Regions from separate parts of the Homo sapiens genome. Here regions 2, 3 and 4 are each linked to region 1. The links are chromatin contacts, found by Hi-C or POLR2A ChIA-PET in ENCODE. All regions are on one chromosome and are shown on one strand. Each heading gives the region's core, a stretch centred on a gene start or an enhancer-like site at or near the end of the contact. The rest is flanking DNA. Distances are from core to core; before and after follow the strand shown.

Evidence for each region. A loop is a pair of places that touch in the nucleus more often than their neighbours do. ChIA-PET counts read pairs that join two places held with the same protein, here RNA polymerase II (POLR2A). Pooled maps may share reads with other maps.
Region 2: a loop to region 1 is called in a pooled map, with 7 times the contacts of the local background. The contact joins the enhancer-like site here to the promoter of MARF1 in region 1. A Hi-C loop is called at or near these places in 1 of 37 single-sample maps with no recorded cell type and 2 of 50 pooled maps. POLR2A ChIA-PET finds 5 or more read pairs at or near these places in 1 of 52 experiments (activated B cell).
Region 3: a pooled map shows a loop between it and region 1 (3-fold over the local background). The contact joins the enhancer-like site here to the promoter of MARF1 in region 1. A Hi-C loop is called at or near these places in 2 of 50 pooled maps. POLR2A ChIA-PET finds 5 or more read pairs at or near these places in 2 of 52 experiments (GM12878 and OCI-LY7).
Region 4: a pooled map shows a loop between it and region 1 (5-fold over the local background). The contact joins the enhancer-like site here to the promoter of MARF1 in region 1. A Hi-C loop is called at or near these places in 1 of 37 single-sample maps with no recorded cell type and 2 of 50 pooled maps. POLR2A ChIA-PET finds 5 or more read pairs at or near these places in 1 of 52 experiments (activated CD8-positive, alpha-beta memory T cell).

What each region holds. Positions count from the first base shown.
Region 1 is chr16:15,640,977-15,647,424 of GRCh38, forward strand. MARF1 (meiosis regulator and mRNA stability factor 1) reads right to left here and starts at 2,178. Exons shown (of 27, transcript NM_014647.4): 1 at 2,042-2,178. MIR484 (microRNA 484) reads left to right here and starts at 2,318; the gene lies at 2,318-2,396. It also overlaps a transcript of NDE1 not described here.
Region 2 is chr16:17,069,645-17,075,901 of GRCh38, forward strand. No RefSeq gene overlaps it. Among named protein-coding and RNA genes, the nearest start is that of XYLT1, 400 kb to the right of the region's middle. RefSeq lists an enhancer at 1,442-1,761. Within about 2 kb of position 1,392, at least 10 of the 41 ENCODE cell types and tissues checked have a DNase peak (open chromatin) inside an H3K27ac peak, as active enhancers do.
Region 3 is chr16:14,602,278-14,608,685 of GRCh38, forward strand. It overlaps PARN (poly(A)-specific ribonuclease), which reads right to left. Exons shown (of 24, transcript NM_002582.4): 9 at 6,004-6,042; 10 at 4,207-4,249; 11 at 1,869-1,949. Among named protein-coding and RNA genes, the nearest start is that of PARN, 25 kb to the right of the region's middle. Within about 2 kb of position 3,879, at least 3 of the 41 ENCODE cell types and tissues checked have a DNase peak (open chromatin) inside an H3K27ac peak, as active enhancers do; they include GM12878 and OCI-LY7, where a contact is called at or near this core.
Region 4 is chr16:14,501,168-14,507,389 of GRCh38, forward strand. The region is part of intron 21 of PARN (poly(A)-specific ribonuclease); the gene reads right to left. Among named protein-coding and RNA genes, the nearest start is that of LINC03107, 76 kb to the left of the region's middle. RefSeq lists enhancers at 385-679, 405-699. Within about 2 kb of position 1,429, at least 32 of the 41 ENCODE cell types and tissues checked have a DNase peak (open chromatin) inside an H3K27ac peak, as active enhancers do.

The sequences.
Region 1 (6,448 bases), core at 928-3,427:
CCCAGCTACTAGAGAGACTGAGGTAGGAGGATCTCTTGAGCCCAAGAATTTGAGGCTACAGTGAACTATATTGTGCCACTGGCCCTTCAGCGTGGGCAACAGAGTGAGATTCCATCTCTAAAAAAATTTTTGTTTTCAAGTTTCTGTTTCCTCCTATGCAAAATGTGGCTAATTTCTCCCCGCCACTGCATTACAGAGAAAAAAAAAATTAGATAAATGAACCCCACTGTCTATTTTCACCACTGTATCTCTTGTGCCAACCAAAATGCTCCCTACTCTGTAAATACAAAGTAAACATTACCTACTACACACTATTGGGAGTGGTTAATTTGGAGATGGATTTAACTGCTACCACTGATAGTAAATTACGATTCTTGTCTTTCCTATTAGATACAGGTTTTATGTCCCCCAAAAAACTCCTCTCAAAATCGTAAGAATCTGTGATATTCACAGTGTTCATAACTTAAACATTCTCTCAAACTTCTTCAAAGCCAAATCCTGAAAGTGAGCTAACATTCACAGTATAATCTAGTTTATAAAGTATTTTCACTTAACATTACTTATGTCTTCATTCAGCAAATATTTACTTAGTATCTACTATGCAGCAGGCCTGTGCTTGGCACAAGGAATATAATGATGAAAAAAACCCAGACGGTGGGATCCTCTTATATAATTTTTGCAATAATCCTGTGAAATAGACAGGGGAGAAATTAGCTACATTTTTGCAGAGAGAGAAAAAGAAACTTAATGAAGTTTTGTAGCGAGCCTGACACAAGATTAGGCTTGTTCACCCCTTTCCACTACATCAAGGTGCCTTCAATACTGCTCAATACAAGCGATTAAAAGTAAAAACTTTCAGGTGCCTGCACCCTGAAAACTTCCCAAATACCATCCACGAAGCAACTTAGGTAGCCAAAAGCAGGTTCTGTTTGACTTGAGCGACAGTCTCCTTTCTGTCACTCTCTTCAAGTCTTTTGACCAATTCAATGAGGAGAGCATAGGCTCTGTCGACTGTCTGCATTTTGGTCTCCAATTTGACTGCGGTGCAGCTTTGGACAACTCACAACCTCTCTGAACCTCAGATCCCATCTCTAAAATGGGTGTGATAATAATAGAAACCACCTTACAAGGCCGTTGTTTGGATTACATGAGGTAATCCACGGGGAACATTTAGCAAATGTTGTTTCCTTAGCACCCAATCTAGTCTTTGACCCCACACCACCCCATCCCATTACCGTTTTCTCCCCCATAGCTCTTCTGTCCAAAACGGCCTTTTTAGCTTATTTTATTATCTTTCTCCCCCATTAGGCTATAAACTCCATGACAGCAGAGACTATGTTTTCTTATCCACTATTCCAACTCCTGTCCTTAGTACAATGCCTGGCATATTTTAATAAATAACTGTTGAACGAATAAAGCTTAATAAATAGGAAAACAGTTTAGGTTTCAATACACCGATATGCAAAAGAGAAGAATATTTACCGCTCAGAGAAGTCCAAAAGACACAAATGCAATTGGACAGCTCTTGGTAATACCGGAAAGGTGCTTGAGAAACTCTAAAAGGTGTATCACGAGGTCGCGTTACAACTACTAGTGAGAGTGGCTGAAGCCCTAGACATTGTCAACCCTGAGACTACACCCTATGTGTTGCTAAAAGGCCGAGGAGAATGCAAAACGGCCGGGGAGGGGGGAGTGTGTTGCAAAAACACCCGCCCCTTTCCTTCTCTCTTAACCTTCCAGCTGTGCACTTCACTCCTGGAGGGCCCCACCAGGGGTCAGACAGGGGCGGGCGGGGAGCCAAATGCCCTCGAAGGGGAACAGCGGCGCCAACAGTGACAGTAGTGAATGGACCCGAAAGGGAGACAAGCCAACTCTTTCGTGGGGGGCCCAACTGGCGCGTCCCAGTTAGCTAACCTCCCCTCTCCACCACCATCCCACCAGCAATAGGCGGGGAAAGAGGGGACACTGTCCTCCGTCCCGCCCCGCTGGCCTCGGAGCAGAGCCTGCCGGGGTCTGGTCGCAGGACTGTCTGCAAACTCACCTCTGCCGCCGGCTCCACCTCCGCTCACATTCCGGCCCCGCCGCCTTCCCCCCGCCCCCCCCAGGCCCTTTGTTTTGATTCCCGACTCCGCAGCTCCCGCCGCCGCCGCCAAGCGCACCCTTCACTTCCGCTTCCGCACCGCACCGCCCCTGTCGCAAAACCGACGCCCTTCTCTCCTCTTCGCCCCGCCCCTTCCTCGCCCCGCCTCCGCCGCCGCGTCCTGTCCGCGCGGGGCATGCTGGGAACCCCGGGGGGGGCGGGGCCTCGCGGCCCTGCAGCCTCGTCAGGCTCAGTCCCCTCCCGATAAACCCCTAAATAGGGACTTTCCCGGGGGGTGACCCTGGCTTTTTTGGCGAAAACCCCCAGTTTAAGGAGGCCTTCCCCCTGGCTTCACGTTGTGGAGTCGAAAGGAACCTTGAAGCGGAGAATGAGCTCGTGACGTGGACCCGAGGAAAAAACCTGCCAACCAGGATTTAATAGAATTCAGCTCTTTCAGGCTTTGGAGGGAAGGCGATTTGAACGGGATTTCAATGAAAAACCCTGTCCCTTCGGCTTTTTTTTTTTCCTCTCTCGGGTCTCGTCACGTGATGGTCCTACTTTATTTTTAAAAATTAAATGGCGCATATTCCCCAGCATCCTAAATCTAGTGCAACCTAGTGGCAAGTGGAGAAAAAAATAACTGCCAACCTGGCTTCCTACGAGGTCCCCCGGAGTTCTCGCAAAGTTGCGACCCAGTTGGCAAAAATACAGTGTGTGCAAAGACTCAACTGGACATTGCCACCAAGAATCAAGAGATTTTTGGGGACTTTAGCAAGAAAACGTTATTTTTAAAAGCCCTGCTCCAAAGCTGGTTACAAATGAATACTGCGTTTCCAGTGACAGGTTGGGCGAGCAGAAAGGAAATCTTACGGTTAGTTTCAAACACTTTGTGTTTTAGGTGGCCAGATATGCTGTGTGGTTTGCTTTAAAAAAAAAAATAGCGCCCCACAATCTTCACGTTTCCCTGGAATAAAAAAAAATTTAAGACTCAGCAAAAGGGTGATTTCTGAAACTACCAGCTGATTACTATTTTCTGTTGCAAATTAGGAAAAAAGCAAAGCACATATTGTGTAAGTTAAATCTAGACACGATTTAGGATGTGCTAGCTGCTAGCTAAATGCTACCTTAGGAGTTTATTTTTAAAGTTTGCCCAGAAACAAGTTGACTTTGCAAAAGAATCAGTAAGTCGAAATTGCCAAACGAGAATATTTTGCCCAAAAAAATCCTTACTGGGAGGTTATTTCAATAGGCAATCCCCATTACGTGGGGATTAACACATCCCTGTAAACATCCCTGTAGACGGGTATTGTGGAGGGCAGGATCAGACATGTAGCTGAAGAATCCTTTGTGCCTGTATTTAATTTTCCAGAAGGCAGATGACAAGCACACATCCTCTCCCTGCGTAGGTATTTATTACTGCTGACTAAATCTTGACTGTGGGCTGGGCGCAGTGGCTCAGGCCTGTATTCCCAATACTTTGAGAGGCTACGGAGGGAGGATCTCTTGAGCCTACAAATTTGAGACTAGACTGGGAAACGGTGAAACCCTATCACTATTTAGAAAAGAAAGAAAAAGAAAAAAATCTTCATTATGTCTGTGTATAGGTAGTATTTTCCAAGTGGAGATTAGAATAGATGAAAAACCCGTTTCTAGCGTTTTGGCTTTTTTCAAAGTACCAAACAAATACGCTACTCTTCAGAGGTGTTTTTTCCCCATTTTATTTCAGTTGAGTATGTTTCAACACAAGCCATATTAACTAAAAATCTTAAGAAACAAGGTAATTGTAGGTTTCTAATTGCTTTTTTTAAAAAATAGTTTTTAGCCAGAAAACATCAAAGAATGCAGACACATTTCCTTTTTACTTTTTTTTTTTTTTTTTTTGAGACAAAGTCTTGCTTCATTGCCCAGGCTGGAGTGCAGTGGCAGGATCTTGGCTCACTGCAGCCTCCACCTCCCGGGTTCAACCGATTCTCATGCCTCAGCCTCCTGAGTAGCTAGGATTACAGGCGCCCACCACCATGCCTGGCTAATTTTTGTGTTTTTAGTAGAGACGGGATATTGCCATGTTGGCCAGGCTGGTCTCGAACTCCTAGCCTCAAGTGATCCTCCCGCCTCGGCCTCTTTAGGATTACAGGGCTGAGCCAACGAGCTTGACCACATTTTCTTTATATGTATATTTTTCTTTTAGATTCCTTTTTACCAAGCAGACACATTTTGTTTGACTTAGCTTGGCATTCTTTCAAGTCCAAAGCTGTAACTAGTCACAACAAGTAAATGTAGTGATTGAAAATGGGCGGGGCATGGTGACTCATGTCGTAATCCCAGCACTTTGGGAGGCTGAGACAGGAGGACCCCTTGAGGCTTGGTGTTTAAAACCAGCCTGAGCAACATGGTGTGACACTTGTCTCTATTAAAAAAATTTTTAAAAACAAAACAGTCGTATTAAGTGGAAGGCTAATAAAAGTCTGAATTACAAATACTTTTAAAAGAAATGTAATTTTATTGCTGCTTTCTAAAGACTAGGAGCCTAAGCAAAGTATACCAGGCCTTAGGAGACAATTATGAATCAAAATACATAAATTTTCTCTTAAGATATATTTTAAGTATGTATCCTCTATTAATTGTATTCCTGTTTCTTTGCTGGGAAAACTTTAGAGAGTACAAGTAACTTTCAGTTTTTCCCTTGTCCAAATTATAGTCTTCACATGTATGAAAACCGAAAGACTTTTTTGTGTGCTATTTAAGTAGCTACTTTACATGCAATTCAGCTTTTCAACTAACCAAGCTGTTATTAAAGGAGTTTCTCCCCAGAAACCAATCTTCTACCTGTATTAGGTTCAGTGGTTTGAATTAATAAATGATCATGGAAGGACCTAAGGAAGTTAAATTGAGTTATCTGCTCAGCCATAGTCCAAAGCTACAAGGAAAACAAATTGAATTTAAAAAGAACAAGAAAAACATTTTAAATGTTTTTAAGGTTTTACCCAATGACAAACCTATTTCCCTAAATGTTGTTCCCAAATAGGACTTTAAGGATTATTATTTCAATGCCCTCTCTTTTTTCTTTATGGAAAATTTGGGAAATTGAGAACCAACTAGTTTAAATACCTTGATCAAAGCCATTTAGGCAACACCAGTACCTCATCAGTTTGTGCTTCGGTTTCTCTGTAAGCTGAGGTGATTAGTTCCTGTCCAGAAACGTCACAGAGTGGTTAGGGCCAAATAAAATTCCGAGGGGGGCCAGGCGCAGTGGCTCACGCCTGTAATCCCAGCACTTTGGGAGGCCGAGGCAGGTGGATCACTTGAGGTCAGGAGTTCGAGACCAGCCTGGCCAAACCAACATGGTGAAACCCTGTGTCTACTAAAACTACAAAATTAGCTGGACGTGGTGGTGCACACCTGAAATCCCAGCTACTCAGGAATCTGAGGCAGGAGAATCGCTTGAACCCAGGAGGAAGAGGTTGCGGTGAGCCGAGATCGTGCCACTGCACTCCAGCCTGGGCAACAGAACGAGACTCCGTCAAAAAAAAGAAAAAAAAAATCCAAGGGGGGTTAATACCAGCTACTTGGTAGGCTGAGGCAGGAGAATCGCTTGAACTGGAAGGTGGAGGTTACAATGAGCCGAGATCGCACCACTGCACTCTAGCCTGGGCGACAGAGTGAGATTCCATCTTAATGAATAAGTAAATAAGTAATAAAATTCCTAAGGGGAGGCTTGGTGTGGTGGCTCATGCCTGTAATCCCAGCACTTTTGGAGGCTGAGGCGGGTGGAGCACTTGAGGTCAGGAGTTCAAAACCAGCCTGGCCAACATGGTGAAACCCTGCCTCTACTAAAATAGAAAAATTAGGTGGGCATGGTGGTGAACACCTGTAATCCCAGCTAGTCGAAAGGCTGAGGCAGGAGAATCGCTTGAACCCGGGAGGTGGAGGTTGCAGTGAGCCGAGATTGCAGCACTGCACTCTAGCCTGGGCAACAGAGTGAAACTCTGTCTCGAAATAAAATAAAATTCCAAGGGGGAAGGCATCAGACGTAGTAAAGTGTGAAGCAGCATGTAAATGATTCATTAATGTTTGGGAAGTTTCCTGAAAGACATTTGGTACTTTCCTTAAACCTGTTGATAGGTGGTGGGGTTCCCCTTTGTGCCTCTAAGCAGTTTTTAGGAATTAGCAAGGAGTTCAAAGTAGAATTTGAGAAAGGCTGTTGTAGGATAGCAGGAAGGCAAGATGGGGTGGGAGATCCTGTAATAGCTAAGATCTCTTTGCCTCTAGCATAGTGCTGAAGAAGGAGGGTTTAGGAGTCAGAGCCAGCTCTGAAGCCTGATTTGTTAATTACTAGTTGTAAGACCTCGGACAACTCAATTAACTTCC
Region 2 (6,257 bases), core at 142-2,641, 1.4 Mb after region 1:
ACACAGAGAAGCAGAGTGATAAAGAGGGATTTTACAGTGCCCATTATACCTCTGAAGACAGCTTTTTGGGATTAGGTTCAAGGCATCTAGGGCCTTTATCCAGTGTTTTTTCTACTTTTCCCCTCTTTTTAAATTAACCTCAAGTTTCTTCCATATCCTTTATGTTCTTGAGCCCTCAACACACACACACGCACACACACACGTCAATTTCTCCCCACTACCAGTCCCTCAGGAAGGGCTTAGCTTAGTCATAAAAATGAAACCCAAATTATTAGCAAAGCAAAATCTGCTTCTCTCTTTCCTAGAGAGAAGGAATCCTTCAGTTCTCAAAAACACATGGTAGATAGTTTAAAAAAAAATTGAGAAAGAATTTGAGTTGAACAATTCATATTATAATACAAAGTTAACTTCAGACCATTTAATAATCAAAATTGCAAACAAATTGGTTTGAATTGCAGCAAGACAGCTTTCTGGTTTTCAGGCTTGTGGCAACATGGAATTCCTTTCCTGGAGGTCTTTAGGGAATTGGCTGGATCTACCAAGTGGGCTGGCATAATTATGTCATCTTTGGGTGTGGAGATAGAGAAGTGGATCAAATAAATGGCGTTCACATGTCCCTGCTAGCCTTGCTTGAATACTGTTAGTGTGTAGTACCCACATCTAGGAGATGGCGGTGCAACGCTAAACATTCCAGCGAGGACAGACTCACAAGTGCTCGCATGTCTGGCGGGAGAGGCAGAGGTAGCTGGAACCAGGAACAAAGGACTGAGTCTGGGGTTGGGTTAACTACTGCTTATTTTATTTTATTTATTTGTTTTGGTACAGAGTCTCATTCTATTGCCCAGGCTGGAGCGCAGTGGTGTGATCTCAGCTCACTGCAGCCTCCGCCTCCCGGGTTCAAGTGATTCTCTTGCCTCAGCCTCCTGAATAGCTGGGACTACAGGCGCTCACCACCATGCCTGGCTAATCTTTGTATTTTTAGTAGAGACAGGGTTTCATCATGTTGGTCAGGCTGATCTCGAACTCCTGACCTTGTGATCCGCCCACCTCAGCCTCCCAAAATGCTGGGATTACAGGCGTGAGCCACTGTGCCGGGCCCTACTGCTTATTTTATCCCCAATCCAACCCCAATAAGTTTTGCGATTGCTAGAGACCCCGAAATTGCCAGAGTAGTTGAGGAGTACTCTAACATTTTCTCTGACTCTTAGTTAAACATTGGCAACTTTTCCGAGACTATAAATTTGACTGGGGCCCAGTCATTTCTCTCTTTGTAGTCTGTGAAAATTAACTGAGTCTGCAGGGGCTGCAATCACCGCCAAAAACCGCAAGTGTGGGCTGTTCCTCCACACTGACAAAAATAACAGCTAATTAGGCTGCAACACCCCAAGGAAAGTGAACTTACGCCACCAATCGCAGGATGGCATGCAAAACGTCGCCATGGCAACCGGCATTTACAGCTCTTCAATTTTAATATATCAAAGGCTAAGGGTAATTTCCCAGCGAGAATACAGGAGGGTGGATTTCTCCCCTCTTTATTCTTTCTGCCGGTCTTTTGCCAGTACTGTGAGTACGGAAGCTCTATTCCTGTGGCAACAGGTTTTAAAGGAAGAGAGCCTTGTGAAAGCATGAAACACCTGGCGTGGGACTCCTGGAAATGCTGGGTGCCTCGGGAGGCGCAGGGAGAAAGGCATGGCATTCTTCTTAGAGTCTAGGCTGGGTGAACAGAGCTGAGAGGAGGTGAAGTGTGAGCTGTGAACTTTTGCCCTCAATTGCAGGTGAACTTTCTGTTTGCATAAAAATGTTTTCTTTTCTCCCCTCTTTCCCCTCCTCTGCCCTTCCCTCCCCTCCCCTCTCCTCTCTCCTCTCCTCTCCCCTCTCCTCTCCCCTCTCCTCTCCTCTCCTCTCCTCTCCCCGCTCCTCCCCTCCACGCTCCTCCCCGCTCCTCCCCTCCACGTTCCTCCCCTCCCCTCTCCTCCCCGCTCCTCCCCTCCCCGCTCCTCCCCTCCCGTCCCCTCCCCTCCCCTCCCCTCTCCTCCCATCACCTCCCCTCCCCTCTCCTCCCATCCCCTCTCCTCCCATCCCCTCCCCTCCCCTTTCCTCCCATCCCCTCCCCTTCCCCTCCCCTCCCTTCCCCTCCCCTTTCCTCCCCTCCCTTCCCCTCCCCTTTCCTCCCCTCTCTTCCCCTCCCCTCCACTCCCCTCCCCTCCCCTTTTCTCTTGTTGGCCCTCCCTTTCTTCCTCCCTCCCTTCTTCCTTTTTTACCTCCCTCCCCCTTTGCTTTTCCCCCCCTTCCCTCCCTCCTTCCTTTTTTCCCTCCCTCCCTCCCTGCCTTCTGGTTTTGTTGAGTGCTTACTCTGCATCAGGCACCCAATAGGCATCGTCTCATGTATTCTTCATCACTACATTGTAAGATAAACACTATTCTTATTTTAGAGATGAGGACATTGGGATGACGAGTCCTAATCTCACAGTAAGTTGTAGAGCCTGGATTTAAGCCAAGTCAGACCTCACAACCCAGGACCCTTGTAGTTTGTGTCTCCTCTGTGTTACTAAAACTTACTCTGTAAAAATGGAGGTGGATATATTTATTAAAGTCACTGCCATCACCATCATGAGTTGGTCAGTGCTGCATAACAAACACCCACACAATCTTAGTGGCATGCAGTGAATAAGCATCTACTTTGCTGCAGGATAGGATGACTCTGTGATTATTCTGGGACTCAGGCTGAAGGGAAAGTGCTTCTCACGGTGATGATGTTAGTCACTAGAGGGTATGCCCAACCACATAAGTGCATTTCAAATCTATCCCATGTCATATCTGCTAATATCCCATTGGCCAAAGCAAGTCACGAAGTTGAGCCCAAAGTCAAGAATTGGGAAAGCATACCCTCCCTTTTGTTGAAGTAATTGCAAATTTTTATAGTAAGGGTGTGAACACAAAGAGAGGTAAAGAATTGGGGCCCCAGAATCATTCTAGTTCAGTAACTGTCTATCATCATCATCATCAACTTCATGATCTCTGTGAACCAAGCTTCTCTTTACCTTTGTCTGTGTTTAAATAATGAGTGATCTCTTTATAAAGTTCTTCAAAGAGGACAGTCATTCGATTGAAGCAAAATAATAATTATTATTGAGCACATACTATGTCCCAGGCACTGCACTGGGGCTACATCAGTGAACAAAACATCCCATCTCAAAATAACTTACTGGGAACCCTAAAGCCCTGTGCTAGACATTGAGAAGCCCGCAAGAAATTCTAACACATGCCAAAACCATTCTGAATATTTCACAGAAGATGTCTGTGCATCAAAATCACCTGAGGAACTTGTTAAACACCAAGACTTTCAGAACTTGCCACCAACAACTCTAGGTCATAGGGTTAACTCTCAACCTATCCCATTGAAAACCTTGCCCCAAACTACAGTTGAGTTGTAGGAAAAGAAAGTTACAGGAAATAAACTACACGTACACCCTCTTCTTTGGCTACTCCTTGGGCAACAGGCCTTGATTAAAGTTTCCAGTAAATCTCTTCCAGTCCCCAGCCCCCATTCCAACAGTGTTAGTGAAACCAGGAAGTTGGAGCCACATGTGATGAGGAAAGACACAGGTCCCCTCTTCCTGTCCCTCTAGGGAACCTCGGAGAGATGTGGGGCTCCAGTCATATTCTGGTTGGGAGTTGGAGACAATTTCGTTGAATTCTAAATTACCAGACTCTTTAGTGAGCGTCAGGATCATCATGATGACTCTAGAAGGGAGGTGTTACGAATTCTATTTTGGCAGTCAAAAATGCAAACACTGAGAGAAGGATCTCACTGTGATCACATAGCTAATGACTGAGTCCAAATCAGAGTCCAGGTGTTCTAAATTCTTAGGTTTCTATCCTAATAGCAGCACTGCCCATGAGCTCGGTGAGCTGGGGCTTATTACTTAATTTGACCCCAGTTTCCACATTTTTTAAAACGGGGAGTGGTGCACATAGTTATCAGTAATTTCCAGAGTTACATATATGCAAAGTGCTCAGCAGTGTACCTGGCACATGTAATAAATTTAACCAACAAACCCCAGTGGTAGCAGCATTTACCTGTGATTTTGTTATCAACAGATAACAAAAAGTAATTATCTCTTTACAGTTGCTAGAGACATCTCAAAATAGTATTAATGCTCATCACTTCTTCAAATTCACACTAATTTCAGACACACCATTAGTTCTTGTTATTTAGTAAATTAATGAGGGAGCACACTTGGCAAGAAACGAAACAAGGAGTCTTCTGGGGGGATGGAAAGATTTCCCATTTCTTTAGAAGTGTGAGTTACAGAACCATATCCATTTGTCAAAATTGTTCAGTTCAGAACTGCAGACTCGCATGTAAATTTTCCCTACGTTGAAGACAATGAAAAAAGGGCAAATGATGTTTTCTGCAAGTTTCAGGAATCTATAAATAAATTGCAAGGCCATGTTTAAACACTTTTTTTAGAGCACTTTATAGTTGTTCAATCATCAACAGTATTGATATGCCAATTTCAATGCTTTTTTCCATCATAATCTGTTTATTATAGCAGATCTTCTAAAGGTTTCTTAACAGTTACTGCACTAGAACACTAGGGCAAATTTGTATTGTAAATGTAAATTTTGCATATATTGGAGATTTCAACATCTTAAAGAATGGTAGGATATTGATGATCGTGGAAGGTGGGAAATGGGTGCATGGGTTCATTATACTATTCTATTTATTCTTTTTATGTTGGATGTTTTCCATGATGAATTTTTAAAGATATTTTTAATGATAAATTTTTAAAAGAACCTCATATATTAGTTTATCACAACTTAAAAATATTGTGATAACTGTAGTTCAATATAATTGGTTTTTTTCTGAGTTACTATGCATTTTACTTTATGCATAGTAAAAACCCACTTTTTCTGAGATGAGATCCCTAGGCTTCACCAGACAACTGAAGATTTCCTTGACACTAAAATATTTAAGATCTCTTCTCCCTTTTCATGCTTTCCCTGAGCATGAGTTTTCAGCTTGCTTCAGAATCACAGTCTTACACATTTGCAGAGAGCTTTACAGTTTACAAAGTCTTTTCCCCCATCTTCACGCGTCATCTGCCTAGCTGTGGGGACTTGCAGATGGTACCTAGGACTAAAGATCAAGTTTCCAAAAGTTGTTCCTTTGGAAAATGAGGGATTTACCAGAAATGCTGATAATCCCAGTATCTGAACCTAATAAGCAATCTGTGAGATTAATTAGATAAGAGGTGGTCAGTTTTACTTTGAGAATGATCTGAAAAATAGGCATTTTTAAAATTAACAAAAACAATTTCTTTGCATGTGCTGAAGATCTACGTTTGTAAACCTCAAAATCTTGAAAACACCTCACTTGTTCAGAAACAAATCAAGATTAAGGAAAATTTTGAATTATGAAATATATTGAATTATGAAATACGTTATTTCTTTTAGGTCCAACCAGACATTCTAACTAAGCTAACAGAATGTTGCCCTAGAGGTCTAGTGTAGTAACTTTTTTTTTTTTTTTTTTTTTTTTTTTGAGACGGAGTCTCGCTGTGTCGCCCAGGCTGGAGTGCAGTGGTGCGATCTCAGCTCACTGCAAGCTCTGCCTCCCGGGTTCATGCCATTCTCCTGCCTCAGCCTCCCAAGTAGCTGGGGCTACAGGCCCCCGCCACCATGCCTGGCTAATTTTTTGTATTTTTAGTAGAGATGGGATTTCACCGTGTTAGCCAGCCAGTACAGTCTCGATCTCCTGACTCATGATCCACCCGCCTCGGCCTCCCAAAGTGTTGGGATTACAGGTGTGAGCCACTGCGCCCAGCCTAGAGCAGTAACTATTAAGAAACCTTTAAGCCAGGTGCAGTGGCTCACGCTTGTAATCCCAGCACTTAGGGAGGCCAAAGTGGGTGGATCACTTGAGGTCAGCAGTTCGAGACCAGCCGGGCCAATGTGGTGAAACCCATCTCTACTAAAAATACAAAAATTGGTTGGGTGTTATGGCCCATTCCTGTAGCCCCAGCTACTTGGGAGGCTGAGGCAGAGGAATCTCTTGAACCTGGGAGGTGGAGGTTGCAGTGAGCCGAGATCGCGCCATTGCACTCCAGCCTGGGCAACAGAGTGAGACTCCATCTCAAAAACAAACAAACAAACAAAAACAAAAACCTTTTTTTAACCTGCTATAATGAACAGATCATGATAGAAAAAAAAGCGTTGAAATTGGCACGTCAATGCTGTTGACAATTGAACAA
Region 3 (6,408 bases), core at 2,629-5,128, 1.0 Mb before region 1:
TTTTGTCGACTTCTGCCTATCATTTAAATGCTGTTGATCCTCAGGATTCAGCCCCAGGTCCTCTTCTCATTCCTCACGTACTCTGCAGTTGCTCTGATCCAGTCCCAGTCTCTCTGCCAATGACAATCATGCCTAGCCCTCACCCCTCTCCTGTGCTCAACACTGACAAACCTGCTAAGAGGACATCCACCCTTGCATGTCCTAAAAACACTCGAAACCTCATCAGGTCAAAACCAGAATGGAACATCTTTTTCCACTCTGGGGGAACATCTTTTTCCACTCTAGGGGATGCCATGGTGCCCTGGTGGCCTTGCATGTATCAAAACGGGCCATGCAGGTAAAGGCTAATCTGCGTCTTGGCCACAGACTCATCTGCGTCTTGGCACAACACATCAGGAGGGAAGGGTGGGAGGCAGAGGCTTCTAAGGAGCTGCTATGAGGCCAGCTCCCACCCCCTTCCCTGTCACTCCTGGGAGGCTGTCATGAAACAGTTCCTCATTGCCTCCTGGGTTCTGAGGAGGTGTGGGGCTCTCTGCCTCGCCCTCTCAGAAGAGAGCTGCAGAGTATCAAAGCCCTGAGCTGCAGCCTAGAACTCATCCTCAGTGAAGCCACATCACAAAACACATGCTGCAATCATCTCGTATCTTTTTTTTTTAAGACAAGGTCTCACTCTGTCACCCAAGCTAGAGTACAGTGGCATAATCTCAACTCACTGCAACTGCAACCTCCACCTCCCGGGGTCAAGCAATTCTCCAGCATCAGCCTCCCAAGTAGCTAGGACTACAGGCGCACGTCACCACACCTGGATAATTTTTTTTGTATTTTTTGTAGAGATGGGGTTTCGCTATGTTGCTCAGACTGGTCTCAAACTACTGAGCTCAAAGTGATCCTCCCACCTCAGCCTCCTAAAGTAGTGCTGCGATTACAGTCATGAGCCATCACACCTGGCCTCTAACTGGCACCTTTTGTTTCTGCGTTGTCCTTTTTAGTATGTGGGACAGGGACCACAGGCAGCACCTCTTGCTAATCTTTCCCTGTGTAGGTAATATGCTGTCTCCCAAAGTGGGTCATTGTGGTTAAGTCAATTAGGAGTGACCCTGCCTAATGTACATATGAGCATGACATTCATCCACATGCAAACCCACTCCTCTCTCCTCCACCTTTTCCCCCAACCGATGTCACTCCAGCCAACCCCTCCAAGTGAATGGAGTGCAGTCTACCCCGTTGTGCAAATGTCTGGCATGAGCATCTTCCTCCTTCCCCCTTCCTCCTCCACCACCCACATTCAGTCATAAATTCCATGGATTCTACCTTCCAAGTATCTCCAGATTCCATCTACACTGCTACTCACTATCCTACGCCAGGTCACCAACATCTCCTAGCTAGGTTACTCCACAGCTTAACTAGTCTCCTGCCTCCAGTCTTACTCACTCGAAACCATTCTTCACACAGCAAGCAGGGTGATGTTCCAACAGTACAACCTAAGCATGTCATCCTCATCTGTCAGATCATGTGCTCTGAACTTGGTTTAAGGAAAACTAGTAACTATACATGAAGTTAGACGTTGCAGTATTAAAGGATAGTGACACTCAGTGACACAAGCTAAATGAGAATCAAGAGTACTTTCTTCAGGACTGGTTTAAGTAGACACTGGTCATCAGTGACGTCAGACTCACTTTGCTAGCTACGTCTCATGCTTAAATCTAACTTCCCCTTATTCTAGTCCAGGTTTTTCTGCCAATTCCATTGTTCTATGAAAGAAAACTATTCATTAAATTGAATCCAACATATGATCTGAAATAGACAGGAATAAATCAATATTTATGTTGCCATTTCTCACCCCCCAAGAATTAACATAGCCCAATTACCTGTTCTTTGGCATGTTTCTGCTGCTCTCTTCTTTTGCGTTCTTCTTCATCTACTTTGCTGATAACTATATATCGCTCCTTCTAAAAGACATAAAGCAGATATACAATTTTCTTTTCTTTTTCTTTTTTTTTGAGACAGAGTTTCGCTCTTGTTGCTCAGGCTGGAGTGCAATTGCATGATCTCAGCTCACTGCAAACTCCGCCTCCTGGGTTCAAGCGATTATCTTACCTTAGCCTCCCGAGTAGCTGGGATTACAGGCTTGTGCCACCACACCCGGCTAATTTTTGTATTTTTAGTAGAGACGGAGTTTCTCCATGTTGGTCAGGCTGGTCTCAAACTCCCCACCTCAGGTGATCCACCCGCCTCAGTCTCCCAAAGTGCTGGGATTACAGGTGTGAGCCACGGTCCTGGCCACAGATATATACAATTTTCTAGAGACAACTTAATCCAAAAAATTCAGATTTCTGCTGCCATTAGAATTTTTTTTTTGAGACAGTCTCACTCTGTCACCCAAGCTGGAGTGCAGTGGCACAACCTCAGCTCACTGCAAACTCTGCCTCCCAGATTCAAGTGATTCTCCTGCCTCAGCCTCCAGAGTAGCCAAGATTACAGGTGCGCACCAATACGCCCAGCTAATTTTTGTATTTGTAGTAGAGACAGGGTTTCACCATGTTGCCCAGGCTGGTCTCAAACTCCTGACCTCAAGTGATCTGCCCACCTTGGCATCCCAAAGTGCTGGGATTACAGGCATGAGCCACCACACCCAGCCAGAAGTTGTAATTTTTGTAACCGCACACTTTTTTTGTATGTGTGACAGGTTATCACTCCCATTGCTCAGGCTGGAGTGCAGTGGCATGATCACAGCTCACTGCAGCCTCAAATTTCTGGGTTCAGATGATCCTCTCACCTCAGCCTCCTGAGTAGCTGGGACTACAGGCATGTACCACTATGCCTGGCTAATTTCTTTTTATATTTTTAGTAGAGACGGAGTTTCACCATGTTGTCCAGGCTGGTCTCAAACTCCTGGGCTCAAATGACCTGCTCATCTCAGCCTCCCAAAGTGCTGGGATTACAGGCCTGAGCCACCATGCCCAGCCACTGTAGTCTTTCATGAGCCAAATACAACAGAAAATACTTTGAAATGCCAACATAAGTTGAGCTAATGCATTACAAACCAAATTTTGTCTCTGTGTTTCCATGACATTTTCCTACGGTTTACTAATTCAACCCAACAGACATCAGTTAAAAATATCAACAGACTGTGAGAATAAGACATTTCCTATGACAAATACTAAAAAAGTTATATTGCATTTGAACATTGACTTCTGAAGAGTTTTAAAGTAAAATGTATATGTTGTATTAACATTAACAAAACTTACATATATATGTTGTATTACCATAAGAAAAAACTCTGGATTTTCTGCCAAAGTGTCAGATAACTAGTACTTTCTTTCTCATATATTTTGTGTCCACTAAAGATAAATTATCTACCAAGATTATTTTTCTACTTTATTTAATCTCTAATTTTATACCTGACTTAACAGCAACAACAAATTATAAAATTGAAAAACTGCAGAAGGAACCCACCACTAGCCACCCACTTCCCATCACAATTCTATCAGTGTACCCTGTGTACTCAGGACAATAGCTGTGCTTACGACCCAAATTCTAAAATTTAATTTTGTCTGCCCACGCAACATGAAGCCATTTCTTCACATGTACCATTATAGCTTTCTGCCATAGTAAGAATACAAACTAATATTTGTATACTTTCAAGTTTACAAGGCATCACTTCCACTTACCCACGGTATCACCATAAAAAGGCTATGAGAAAGTATAGATCACCGTTATCATGCTCAGTCCCAATGTACAGAAGAAAATTAGGCTTAAAGAGATCAAATGACTTACCCTAGGTTACCTAGCTCATAACAAGCACAGACAAGATACAAATTCTGACTTTCAGCACACTAAGGATTGAGCATGGTAGCTCAGGCCTGTAATCCAGCACTCTGCGAGGCCGAGGCGGGCAAATTGTTTGAGCCCAGGAGTTCAAGACTAGCCTGGGCAACAGGGCGAAACCCTGTCTCTACTAAAAATATAAAAAATTAGCCAAGCATGGTGGCACGAGCCTGTAGTCCCAGCTTGGGAGGCTGATGTAGGAGGATCACCTGAGCCCAGGAAGTCAAGGCTGCAGTGAGCCGTGACTAACCACTGCACTCCAGCCTGGGTAATCAGAGAAAGACCCTGAGGGAAAAAAAAAAAGAAAAAAAAAAGAAACCCCTAACAGTGTAACAATGGATGTGTTTAATGTTAGCCCTAGATAATTCTTGGGGTTACCTTTTCAGTTTCTAAAGTCTCAACATGAATGCCTTTCGGATACCTAAAGAAAAGAAAAACATAGTATCAGTAGATGAGTCAATGACAGCTAAATCCCAAAGTATTTTATAAGCAACTATCCAGCTACTAATTAAGTAAGTTTTATTAACTACAAAATAATTATCACTACAATGGAGACTTTACAGCACATTTATTTTATAACGTTTCAGCTGCTAAATGTTTCCTTACCCTTGCTCTTAAACACATAAACGTGGATTTGACTTCAAATTAATTTTTTTTAGGACTTAGGTATTTTCTATTTTTTTTTTTTTTTTTGAGACAAGAGTCTCTCTCTGTCGCCCAGGCTGGAGGGCAGTGGCGCGATCTCGGCTCACTGCAAGCTCCACCTCCCTGGTTCACGCCATTCTCCTGCCTCAGCTTCCCAAGTAGCTGGGACTATAGGCACCTGCCACCACACCCAGCTAATTTTTTGTATTTTTAGTAGAAACGGGGTTTCACCGTGTTAGCCAGGATGGTCTCGATGTCCTGACCTCGTGATCCTCCCGCCTGGGCCTCCCAAAGTATTGGGATTACAGGTGTGAGCCACTGCGCCTGACCAGGACTTAGGCACTTTCTAAAATGTCCTACATCTCAAAATACAGTCAACTCATTACCACAGAGTCAAATCTTGCTTCCAAATATAAAAATGTTTCCTAACTGAAATTGTGAAAGTCTTTTTATTTTATTTATTTATTTATTTTTTTGAGATGGAGTCTCACTCTGCCACTCAGGCTGGAGTGCCAAGCCGCAATCTTGGCTCACTGCACCTCTGCCTCCAGGGTTCAAGAGATGCTCCTGCCTTTGCCTCCCAAGTAGCTGGGATTACAGGCATGTGCCACCATGTCCGGCTAAATTTTGTATTTGTAGTAGAGACGGGGTTTCACCATGTTGGCCAGGCTGGTCTTGAACTCCTGACCTCAGGTGATCTGCCCACCTCGGCCTCCCAAAGTACCAGGATTACAGGAGTGAGCCACCGCGCCCGGCCTGAGTCTTTTTAGATTGCACAGGGCATATAAAGAGGAGGTTTTAGATGGCCAGCTCTGCTGTAGTTTTGCATGGTATTAACAGCTTGCATCAGCCAAGGAGGAGAGGGATCTGGAATGCAGGTGGAGTAGGCTGCAAGGACGACATGACAGGAAAGGAGTGTGGGCAAACTAAACAGCCCTTTCCTGTTGTGTTCAAAGTATATTCCCAGTATACATGTCACTGGTAGATTCCAACAGAAGAACAAGGTCCCCAAAGTCAAATGGAAATGTCCACCTGTCTATGTCAATGTTCAATTTCTGAGTTGAAGACCCACCTGCAAACACAAGGAAACCAAGGGAAACATCCTTGGAAAAATACACACACAAAAGTCTGGATGTTATTTCAGGGGATTCACAGACCTCCTGAAACCCATCCATAGTCTCACCCTAAGTTAAGAACTCTTGCTTTACCAAAAGCATTCATCTGAGTATTTCCTAGGTCTGAAAACCAAATATTTATTGTATACCCCAAAGGACAAAAACACTACCAATCCATAGCTTAACAGATGCACCAAAGTGATAATTATTTTAAGAAGCCTTAAAGCATCTGTTAAAAAACAATAACAAAAGAAAATTAAGTGAGTATTCAACTTAAGAAAGTAGGGGGAACTTCATGTAGTCAAATCACTGAGAACCGCAGAATTTCAAAAAGGAAATGAGAACTAAGAGATTATATTTAGTCTTTAAATCCTGGGTCCCCCACAGAGCTGCTGCATACAATATAAATACTTACTTCCAGCTCAAAGTCTGATAAATTAGTTTTCTTTGGAACCTATAAAAACAAAAGAAAAGGTATTGATTTTGGCTCATTAGAAGTAAATCCAAACTGATCAAGCATTTGTTGAGAAGGATTTCGCTTTAAAAAGAGACTTCATTAGAACTGATAGGTAATTTGCAAACAAAAATACGCAGGTTTTTTGAGGTGGGGGGATTTCCTCATCACTTGTCTTCTAAAATTTTCTTTAATATTATGCTGCTTTTACTGAAGAGGTAGAAGTTCTCGTCTAATCAAAATATTGCTTCCTGCAGCTGCATAAAGAGAGCTTAAAGTAGACAGATGCATTGAAATACTTTTGTGAAACTCCTCACAAAGTAAAAGGAAAAAAAGACAATCACGTTACTGACTCTTTGAAATGCT
Region 4 (6,222 bases), core at 179-2,678, 1.1 Mb before region 1:
GCAGTGGCTCACGTCTGTATCTTAACACTTTTGGATTATTTGAGCCTGCCCAGGAGTTAGAGACCAGCCTGGGCAAAACAGTAAAACCCCATCTTTACAAAAAAAAACAAAAAACAAACAAAAAAACAATAATAATAATAATAATAATAATAATAATTAGTCTGGAGTGGTGGTGTGCGCCTATAGTCCCAGCTACTTGGGACGCTGAGGTGGGAGGATCACTTGATTGCGCCACTGCACTCCAGCCTGGGACAAAGCAAGACTGTCCAAAAAAAAAAAAAAAAAAAAAAAAACAGAAAGAAAAAGAGAATGAATGTTAAAATGTAGGCAGAGGCATGAAAAATAGAAAAGAAAGTCAGCTTGCAGAGCCAAGTTTATATCTTACCCCACCCTGATGTGGTTGGCCAACAGCTGATAGAGGGCTTTTCGGTAAAGTAGGTAGAAACAAACCCCACCAACCCTCAGGTTACCAGGCAATGTGCCACCATGTTATTAAAGCCATCATGGTGAGAGTTCCTGGGCAGGCAGCCCGCTGGAATGCTGAGTCATCTGTTCCCCCGCTCACAGCTGGCCCTCCTCCCCAGCACATGCTCTGCCCACAAGCACACTCTTTGGGGAATGCATTAGGAAGCAGCTACCTGAATGTATCCTGAAAATCACAGACAAGGCACTAAACACACACCCATTGGAGCCTGTTCTGTCACAACTCAAGCCAGAGTGCAGGCATAAATCACTGCCGTTTCTGGAAAGAGCACAGGCACACCTTGCACTCAGCTCTCTAGAGGCCTTAGCTAAATGCTGTTTAGATTATTTTTAAAAAATGTGGTTTTGACTGGTTCAGGATTTAAAAGAGTTAACAAACATCATATGAGCAGAAGGCACAATGGAATGAGTGTGTACACTCTGGGGTAGACAGCTCTACTACTGGAAGGCCACATGCCTCTCTGGGCAACTGTTTTCTTATCTTTGAACTGAGATGCTTTCCACAGTTGGCTTCAGGGAAAGCATCTAAGACTGGAGTCACAACAGAGTATTCACGCATGGGGCAAGGGGTGGGGACGCTAAAGCTGAACTTTGCCTTTAGTTAAAATTACCCTTGAAACTTCTTTCTTCACACTGGAGAACATGCGTCTCTCAGTGAAGCCAACACAGCTGGTTTTTCCTCCAGGGTCAGAACACACTACTGTTTCTCCTCTAGGACATCAGAGGAAGACGATGGCTTGCATGTGAGCACCATGTTATTAAACACACATGTACACACATGTGTGAACACACATGGTTTATAACCAGCAGGAAGCTTGCTACAAGAAGAGTGTGAAAGTTGATATTCACAAGGAAGGGGCAGAATCTACATCTCCCATTTCATCTCCAACTCACTGGGATAAGGATAAATACTTTTGCTGAGTGAAGTGACAAGCAAAACCAGTCTCACACCCTAAAAAATAATTAGCCACATCAAGTACATTTGAATTCACACAAGTTTCAAAATGTTATGATGTAACTCTACTTGGTACCTAGCAAATATACGATCTAAGCCTCTGTGCCTGTCCTCTGGTCACATGTACCCAAGCTAGTTCTCTGAAGACAAGGAAGGTGTTTTAGCTATTCTATACCTCCAGTGATATTTCTTCAGGAGAGAACAGCTAATACAGCTACTTCTCTCTGCTTCCGAACAGCCCTGGGCTTGCAATTACTACAAGCCACTGAAGAACCACGGCTTAACTTCTTAGGGCATGGATTTTACCAGAGATCAGGGAGGAAAAATTAAATAATTAATCTGGCAATTTAAAACAAATTAATATTAAAGTAAAATGGACATATTGCAGAATAGCATTTTTTTAAATTGTGAGAATGGTTTAAATAAAACATAAGACGGTAGAGATATTTCACCTTCTGCCCCCCTCACCCCGCTGCGCCCCTGAGTGCTCCTATCCACGCTGCTTTGGTGTTGTTTGAGAAGAACCTCCCCCCACAGAGGCACTGATACTAGCTGAATGGATTCTCCTTTCTGGGGAATGAGAACACCAGAAAGGAAAAGAGACTTCCACCTTCTCTTCTTGGCAGCAAGGAGGTGAATGTAATGTCCACATGAGGGTAGTTTATACATGTCAATTTGTATTCTAGGTGCACAAACAACACTCAGAGAGCTGTAAGGAGTTCTCTGTGGTTAGAAGCAATTCTGAAAAGAGCTGACTCATATGAGAAAAGCGTAATGCAGTATCTATTTCTTTTAGCAAAGGTGATAGAAACGCACGTATCATGAATATGTCATGCAAGGAAAGATGAGGGCAGCCTAAGCTGAGAAGGTGTTCAAATAAATTTCCTGTTTGAAAGGGATTATGATACTGCTCTTTTCCCTACCTACCTGTGGACACAACAGAAAGGTGGGAATCCTGTCCTATAAATTCAGGTTCTGGCCCTCATTTGCCCTACAAGTATTTCTTAGCCAAGGTGAAGTGGTCACCCGTGCATCTACCAAAATGGTCTGGACCACTGACTGGGCAGGTTTTGAGAAGCACGGTCACCTGCCTCAGGGTGGTAGCTATCATTTCCTGAGATTATATCACAGGTAGTACACGCTGCCAATGCTGTAGGCTCTGTTACCCTCACTTTATACAGAAAACTGAAGACCCTGTTGAATGGCTTGTCCATAGTCTTGCAGCTGGTATAAGGAGAACTGGAATACAAATTCAAGATGTTTCAATCATACAATGCTGCAAGGAGCTGATGTCAAGGAAGATACAAAGTAATGACCACCTACTCTGCTAGCAGATGGTGGTAAATTGTTCTTAGAAGCAGTGAACCAAGGGCATGATATCAACAGTCCTTGTGTGTGCCTTCTTCAGCAGAGAGGTCTACTGACTGTCAGTGAGTGTTCTGTCTAAACGAGAAGGGGCTTAGAGAGGATCATATCCTTTGACCTAGTAATTCCTCTTTTAGGAAATCATCCTATGAAAACAATCTGAAATGAGGACTAATTTTTAATGCACAAGGATACGTAAATTTTTAAATTAAAAATGTCTTCAAAACACAAACAAATGTTTAATAGTAGGAGAATAGTTAAATAATTATGCTATTCATATTCATTAAAAATTATGTGAGGTTGAGGGAGGCCGGCACGGTGGCTCACACCTGTAATCCCAGCACTTTTGGCGACCGAGGTGGGTGAATCACGAGGTCAGGAGTTGGAGATCAGCCTGGCCAACATGGTGAAACCCTGTCTCTAATAAAAATACAAAAAATTATCCGGGCATGGTGGCATGAGCCTGTAATCCCAGCTACTCGGGAGGCTGAGGCAGGAAAATAGCTTGAACCCAGGAGGCGGAGGTTGCAGTGAGCAGAGATTGCGCCATTGCACTCCAGCCTGGGTGACAGAGCAAGACTCCGTCTCAAAAAATAAATAAATAAAATAAATAAAAATTACGTGAGGGAGAAAGTAGGGAGAGGGGAGAAAAAATACGCTTTCAAAGCAATAATAACCAAACAAAATATAATCAATAAATTCTCTGGCTAGCTATTTGGGAAAAAGTAACATGAATGCCTCTCTCATAGGTTATACCATTGACTCAATCAACAAATATTTGCTGATCACCTATTTTAAGCATTGAGAAAAACTTAGAATAAAAAAATCTTTGCCCTCCTAAGACAATTCGTTAAGCAGTACAGTTTCATATGGGTATTTTCCTATATGTATGTTAAGCCTCCATTTAAAAGTTAAAATAAAAAGCCTGACTTCATGGATCTTACATTCTAGTGGTGAGATATAGACACTAAACAAAAAAGTAAAATATACAGTGTACGTGCAGTGCTATGGAGAAAACAAAAAGCAGGCAGTACTGAGATGTGGGTTGTGATTTTAAATTAAGTGGTCAGGGAAAGTCTTACTGATAAAGTTACCACATAACAATGCAAGATGCCAAATTTCAGATAAATTACATATCACTGTTTAGTATATCATACAATATTTGGCACACAGCTATTTTAAGTGAAATCTGGCAATCTTACTTACTGAAAGGCAAGTGAACAAACCTCATTCCTAATAAATTAAATGTTAATGCTTCTGAATAGGACACTAAAGCCAGAAACTATAAAAGAATAAACTGACAGATATACTATGGAAAATGTAAAGCTTTGGTTCGGCAACATAGGCTAGATTAAGAATAGCTGGGCACAGTGGCGCACGCCTGTAGTCCCAGCTCCTCCAGAGGCTGAGGTGGGAGGACCTCGAGCCCAGGAGTTAAAGGCTGAAGCTGGAGGGTGCTATAATCACACCTGTGAATACTGGGTAACAAAGCAAGATCTCGTCTCTTAAAACACACACACACACACACACACATACACACACAAAACTGTACAACAAATTGGGACAAGTATTTGCAAAATACAAAACTCAGGATTAATCTAAGCATCATTTTCTCCTATAAAATGAGGGGAGGGGGAAGATACCTGTGGTTCATACAATTATAAGGATTTCAGAACCATGTCTTGTACCTAATAACCAATGGTTCATTAAATGTAATAAATAATAATCATGATGTAGGTGTACTTATAAATCAGCAAGAAAAGCACACAATTCACAAAATAATATCAACCAATTAAACTTCTGAAAATAATTCTAGTGTCAGCTTTGGCAACATGTGAACTAAAATTTGAATGACATCCTTGCACAAAGAGGTCACAAAATTTTAAAAGCAATCCATTTTTTAAAAAAATCATCAATGGACATTAATGCTGCTGGATGAAAGATTACTGAGGAACAGGGTTTCACAGTCTCAAAGTATTACTCACAGAGTACTTATTTATTACAAAGCAGGAAGGCTACAATGGAAAAATCTGTGACCACTATTTACCTAAATGATGTCAAACCAGACATCAGCAATAAGGGAACAAACTGATACCATGTGCCTCTCAGTGTGATGCACTGAAAAGAGCACATCAACTACGTGGTACTCCCGCCAGAAACATTTAATCTGAATCTTATCATGAGACAATCAGAAACATACACATTGAAGGACACTGTAAAACAACTGATCTGAACTCCTCAGAAAAATGTCAATCTTGTGAAAATAAGAAACAGGCTGGGGAACTATTCCAGATTAAAGGAGACTAAAGACTAAAGAGCCATGATGACTAAAAGTAACACAAGACTTTGACTGGAGCTTGGATCCAAAAATAAAAATAGAAAAACTGTAAGGGACATTATTAGGACATTTGGGGAAATTTGATTACAGCATGGACATTAGATCATATCAAAATCATATCAGTGTTAAATTTCCTGAGTGTGATAAATATATTAGGGCAATATTTTTAAAAAGCCTGTGTTCTTAAGAGAAATACACTAAAATACTTCTAAGCAAACTGTTATGTCTCTGACTCTCAAGTAGTTTAGCAATAAAAAACAAATACATGTATACATGTTCACATATGTACATATTATGCTTGTGTATATATGTGTGTGTCTGCAGAGAGGGAGACAGAGCAAATATGATAGAATGTTGCCAACTTGTCTATAGGTTTGAAATTTTTCAGAATCAAAAGTGAAGCTGAATGCAGTGGCACGAGCCTTTAGTTCCAGCTACTTGAGAGGCTGAGGCAGGAGGACTGCCTGAGCCCAGGAGTTCAAGTCCAGCTTGGCCAATATAGTGAGATCTCACTGCCTTTAAAAAAAGAAAAAGAGTGGGAGAAAATATTAATAAAAAATAAAATGCATGAGGTCTAACTCCAAAAACAAACAAAAAAGGAAAGAAAATGCATTCTCTCTCAGTAGTAATCAAAGAAATGCCAGTAAGAATGGTTTTGAAAAAGACTTAATGTTGGAGAAGCGTAACTAATATAACCTTTTTTAGAGGGTGATCTGACAATCTATAAGAAATTCTGGGCCAGGCGTGGTGGCTCATGCCTATAATCCCAGCACTTTGGGAGGCCGAGGCAGGCGGATCACCTAAGGTCAGGAGTTCGAGACCAGCCTGACCAACATGGAGAAACCCCATCTCTACTAAAAATACAAAATTAGCTGGGCGTGGTGGTGCATGCCTGTAATCCCAGCTACTCGGGAGGCTGAGGCAGGAGAATCACTTGAACCTGGGAGGTGGAGGTTGCGGTGAGCTGAGATGGTGCCACTGCACTCCAGCATGGGCAACAAGAGGGAAATTCGGTCTCAAAAAAAAAAAAGAAGAAATTCTGATTCTGAAACTTTGTTGAAACCAGCTCTCTGACTCTATC